Linked DNA regions of Mus musculus: region 1 is linked to region 2. The links are chromatin loops, found by intact Hi-C in ENCODE. Cell type or tissue: left cerebral cortex. All regions are shown on one strand.

Region 1 (2,500 bases), 420 kb before region 2:
TACCACATCACAAGTAACTCTGTCAGTAACAATTAATGTCATTCTGGCAAAGAGGCAGGGAAAAGGTCCCGTGTAGGCCCCATATATTAACTTAAAGGGACACTGTCTTACACATGACAGGGCCCTTGAACTATCAGCAAACATGATTTCCCATAAGACCCTTATACCAAACTGGATCCATTAGCTTTCTGTCATGAAAGAGGGAGAGGCTCATGAGTCCTTCCCCCACATTAAATTTGGTGTATCACCCAGCTAGACTTGAGTAGAATAATATTTTTGGTATGTAATTGGTGCCCTCTCTGAAGCAAATAGATATTTGTGTGCCCTCCCTCAAAAATTTCAGACAGCAATCATGAGGGAAATAACTTCTGGTACCCTTCCCATCCCACCCAAGGACTATGGAGGCTTAAGGAAACTGGCTGTTCTGTTCATTTATGGGTGAGCACAACAGACTGAAAGGGGGAAAATTGTCAGGTACCAATGAACAGATCTTACCAATTTTCCAGGCAGGTGTGGAGTCCCCTGTTTCAAGATGATGCCAACAGGATGTAGTGGGGTTTTTTTGTTTGTTTGTTTGTTGTTTGTTTTTTGCCCATCTAAAAGCAAAACTCTCCATTTGAAAATTGAATAAGAAATCTAATTCATAGTTGTGATCAAAACTGTTTCCTCTTGACAACCAAGCTGTGAATGTAACCAGACTTGAAGGAGCATGCTCGGAGATGCCCTCAATCTATGGCCTTTTGGAATCTTGAGCTACAGTTCTCTGCATACAGTAGTGCAGTTTCTCTATTGCAATGTAAGAATGGGATCATATGCTTCTCCAACTCCCCACCCCATGCCCTGGGGGAGATGGAGGGTGTTCTTTCATGTTTTTCAGGACCTATGCTGTTTTTATTATCTGGCACATCTCACAATTGTCTTTCAGTGTAATCCATTGGGTTTCCCCTTCCAGGCTCTTCCCAGGCTGCTGTGGATACCTGCTTCTCCTCTTGTGAATTTTGGAAGCACATATCCACGTCTATTAAGAAAATGAGACAAGACAAAACTCTCCATTCCTGCCTTTCTGCTTTTCCCTCTGTCATCTCTCTTCACTGTGTGACAAGTATGTTGGCTCTGTCTTGAAAATACCTCCCCAGGAGTACTGGATTTCCATTGAAATAATGGACATAAATCCACCATTATAAGCATTTTCTTTGCCTGTGATTTATTGTTTAAAAAGCAATTTGATTCTTAAAGGGATTTTTGCAAAATAGAATCTCCCAGTACATTTCAAGACAGAAGGAGGCCATATGGTGCGTCCGAGCCATCCACCTGCCTGTCTCATGTTTATATCATGGATTTTTTTTTTCTTCCCTGTCTGTCTCTTCCTTGTATGTACTCACAGTTGCAAGTTTCATTGTTGCCTCTGGTAGACCATTTCACTCATTAATTATTCCTCCTCGCATAAAGAAGTTGAGTCCTATTTGTTTCTTCCTAAAGGCTGTAGGGGAAGGACTTACTATGCCTAACTTGAATCTCATAATAGCAGGTGGGCAGTTAATTGGAAAACGAGAGCAACCTAGCCTCATTCACTGCAGTGTTCAGATTACATGAATAATTGCCACGTAAAAGGTAACTTGGCGGCAGGCTCAGTGAAGCTGAATAACAGACAGCATCTAAATATGGCAATGGCATTGGTGACATATGTTCCTTGCCTAGAGGTATAGCAAAAGAAAGAAGGTGTTCCTGATGTCAACTCTGAATGAAAAGATGAAGGATCCCTTTTCAAAGGAAACTGAAAGGAAGTGTAGGCAGGCATTGGCAATGGAGCTTGGTCCTCTATCTGAATTAGAGTCACTTTTTCTCATCATGGATTTGATGGAACTCAGGCATAGCCAGGGGCTGCTTCCTCTCCCTTCATTCAAAAAAGGCTTTGTGTCTTCATCTTGAGGACTCTGCCTTTAATCACTTTATATTTATGCAAGACCTAAGAGAGAGTGCCTTATCCACACTGGCTCTCAATGAAAAAAAAAAAGTTGTTTGTAAAAAATATGGGATGCATGACCCTTCCAGCCTATCTTGGAGGGTGAGTGCAATCTGAGTATTTTGAGTTGTTACAGTCCAGCTCAAATTCCCAAGATGAAAGTCAAACACTATGACTGACACAGTGTTCCTTCTGTGTGTCTCCATTCTCCTTGTTTACTCTGGCACCTCAGTGTGTGTGTGTGTGTGTGTGTGTGTGTGTGTGTGTGTGTGTGTGTGTGTGCATATGTGTACAGGTGTGTGTATCTATGTATCTATACTCATATGAAAGTCAGGGGGCAACCATGGATGATGGTCCCCCTGATCCATCCAATTGTTTTGGGACAAGGTCTCTGATTAGTTTATAACTTGACAACTAGGGTAGGGTGGCTGGCCAGAAAGACCTAGGGGGTCTGGATATTTTTGCCTCTTGTCTTAGGGTTTTACTGCTGTGAACAGACACTGTGACCAAGGCAACTCTTATAAAGGACAACATTAA
Region 2 (2,500 bases):
CCTCTTATGTCGACTCGCCAAGTCCGGCGAGGCGCCTGTCCGTTGGACTCCAGGACTAGGGTGGCGCGGGGTCACCCTGAATCTAAGGCTTGCCCAACATAGTTGGAATTGGCAAGGATGCGCCCGATGCCTGGCGCAGGGAGGCGGGGACACGCGCTCCGTGTGGCACATCGCCAGGGCTGCCGCCCCCCCCCCCCCCCCCCCCCCGCCGCCGCCACTCTCGTTCCCCTAGCTTTACCCTGGGCGCGGCTATCGCCTAGACCTTGCCTGCAGAGGGCCAACGGCCTCACGACTGCCCCTTCCGCTCGACTCAGGCGTTTGACTCCCGGCCTTCTGGCACGCCCAACCAACCCACCCGGAGTTCCAAAGGGTCGGAGAACCAAAGAGGAAGCTAGGGGCGACTAACCGGGGGCGCTCCGGGGCTGGCTCTCTGCACGCAGGGTTGGCGCTGCGGTGGGGCAGGGAGGGAGAGGCTGCGTTGGAGGCGGGGCTGGTAACCAGGGCCGGAAAGAAGGCTGGACTCTGGAGCCAGTGGGTCCTGCGCGGGAGCCCAGGAGGGAGATCCGCACAACGGACAAGCCTCAATTCAGCGCCCAGCCCAGACATCCAACGCAGAGTCCTGGCCTAGGGCACCAGTGTCCTGAGCGATCTTTCTCCCTGAATGACCCTAGTTTTTCAGCCAAAACCTTTGACCAGAGTCTCCTTGCCAGCATTCCCAAATCTTTGCAACCCCTTGTACCAGGTAGGAGTCAGTCTCTGTGGTGGCAGTATGTCTATAAATGCCACTTCCCAGAAGGCGTATGACCTTTTCACCTTACCCACCAGCTCCTTCGGAGGTCATTGAGCCCGGTATATGTACTTGATCAGAAGCCTCAACCAGTTTATGTCCCTGGGTGTCCTTGCTATTCATAAACCAAAGCCACCTGCTGCAGTTCTCGGAAAGCCCTCGAGGATGGAACCGGACTACATGGGGGAGGGGAGGCACTGGGCAGACACCAGGGACGCACCTCGTAAGTGGGTGGCGTATGAGGCTGGAGGATCAGTAGACACAATTGCCTGTAATCTAAACCTGGCACTAGGAGACCCTTGCAAAGATCATCCTGTCACCCTCACAAGGGGTCGTTGCCAGTCTTATCCTTCCCTCGGTGTGCACAGAAATGGGTCCCTCGACCCCTGATTCAGATTCTTGGAGTTCTACGTGGCTGGTCTGCGACTGTTGGCGGCTGCCCCCTAGCTGAAAGGCGCGCCACCATCCATCCTCCGAGCTCATGTAACCCCAAAGAAGAGGGGACCAAATCTCGGGGAACAATGCAGCCTGAAGCGTCAGGGGTGGGGATGGGGGTATCAGGTACCCATCCTCGCCTTTATGCACGGCGAGGAGACCTTGTTCCGCTGCAGCCAGGGTCCGTGCTCTAAGAAAGTCTGCCTATGCTTTACGTGGCAGACTGGGTCACAGTTCTCTAAGATCAACAGCGTGTCTCGCAGAACAACCAAGGCGTTCTTCTTTTAGTCTAAGTCCTACTCGGAGCGTCCTGGAGCGCCCGACTGCTTCCTGCCCCAAACCTCAGGCTGACACCCAGGAAGTGAAAGCGGGGACTGACAGCGCGATCCACGCCTCCGGGGGCGCCGGTACCTAGGGATTAGGAGTTCCGTGAAGTAGCAGCTAACCCCGGTCTCTCGGAACTCCTTGACTCCAGGATCCTCGCCTACACGAGCAGCCTAGTTCAGTTCTGGGGTGCAGAGATCTCGTCAAGGTAGACTAGCCTGCCACTGGGGCTGGTACCACTTGTACTGCCCCTTCTGACACACATACGTGACCTTGCGCTCTGGGCGCAGACAACCTGCTCCCTAGTGACCTTCTTCCCGCGGAGAGCACAGCAGGGTACCCGGAGGTGGGGTGGAGGGGGGAGCCCAGAGGACCAACCGGGAAAGCACGCGGAGAGAAACTTGTGTCTCTGAATCTCCAGCCAGGCAATCACTGGCAGAGCTGTGCGGGGAGGGGGCGGGAGGAAGGGAGGGAAGGGCTCTGGGAGGGAGGGGGAGGTCGGAGAGAGAGGCGGGTGCCAGTGGAGAAAGTCCTTGCTCTCCCGCTCATCTTTTCATTGCTCTCTCTCCTTCCCGCAGACAACCCGGACCTCCTCTGGGCGCCAGCTCCTCGGCTCCAACCCGTCCAGAATCAAGCGGGATTTTTTTTTTCTTTCCCTCTAGAAATTGGCTTTGGTGTGTCGCCCGCCCTCTCCCCTCCTCCTCGCAACTCCTCCCCTCTTTTTTTTCCTCCTTCTTCTTCTTCCTGAGACATGGCCCGGGCAGTGGCTCCTGGAAGAGGAACAAGTGTGGGAAAAGGGAGAGGAAATCGGAGCTAAATGACAGGATGCAGGCGACTTGAGACACAAAAAGAAAAGCGCTTCTCGCGAATTCAGGCATTGCCTCGCCGCTAGCCTTCCCCGCCAAGACCCGCTGAGGATTTTCTGGTTCTTAGGCGGACTTAAGAGCGTTTCGG

What was found. Hi-C counts contacts between places; a loop is a spot of excess contacts. Peaks named below come from ENCODE experiments on the same cell type or tissue, not always from the same donor. Only the 100,000 strongest peaks of a DNase experiment are listed, where the experiment ranks them.
Region 1: it touches region 2 in a loop (2.8-fold over the local background); 3 of 42 quality-filtered maps call a loop at or near these places.

The regions. Positions count from the first base shown.
Region 1 is chr8:127,935,668-127,938,167 of GRCm38, forward strand. No RefSeq gene overlaps it. Among named protein-coding and RNA genes, the nearest start is that of Gm32590, 130 kb to the left of the region's middle. In left cerebral cortex, no CTCF peak of the experiment used is centred here; a DNase peak (open chromatin) is centred at 1,329.
Region 2 is chr8:128,356,975-128,359,474 of GRCm38, forward strand. Nrp1 (neuropilin 1) reads left to right here and starts at 2,099. Exons shown (of 17, transcript NM_008737.2): 1 at 2,099-2,500. A930035F09Rik (a long non-coding RNA gene) reads right to left here and starts at 1,263. Exons shown (of 3, transcript XR_879381.3): 1 at 407-1,263. It overlaps Mir1903 (microRNA 1903), which reads left to right and starts at 2,267; the gene lies at 2,267-2,346. In left cerebral cortex, CTCF peaks have their summits at 311 and 1,233; DNase peaks (open chromatin) are centred at 345, 1,144, 1,529, 1,688 and 1 more place; H3K4me3 peaks cover 2,500 bases; H3K27ac peaks cover 2,500 bases.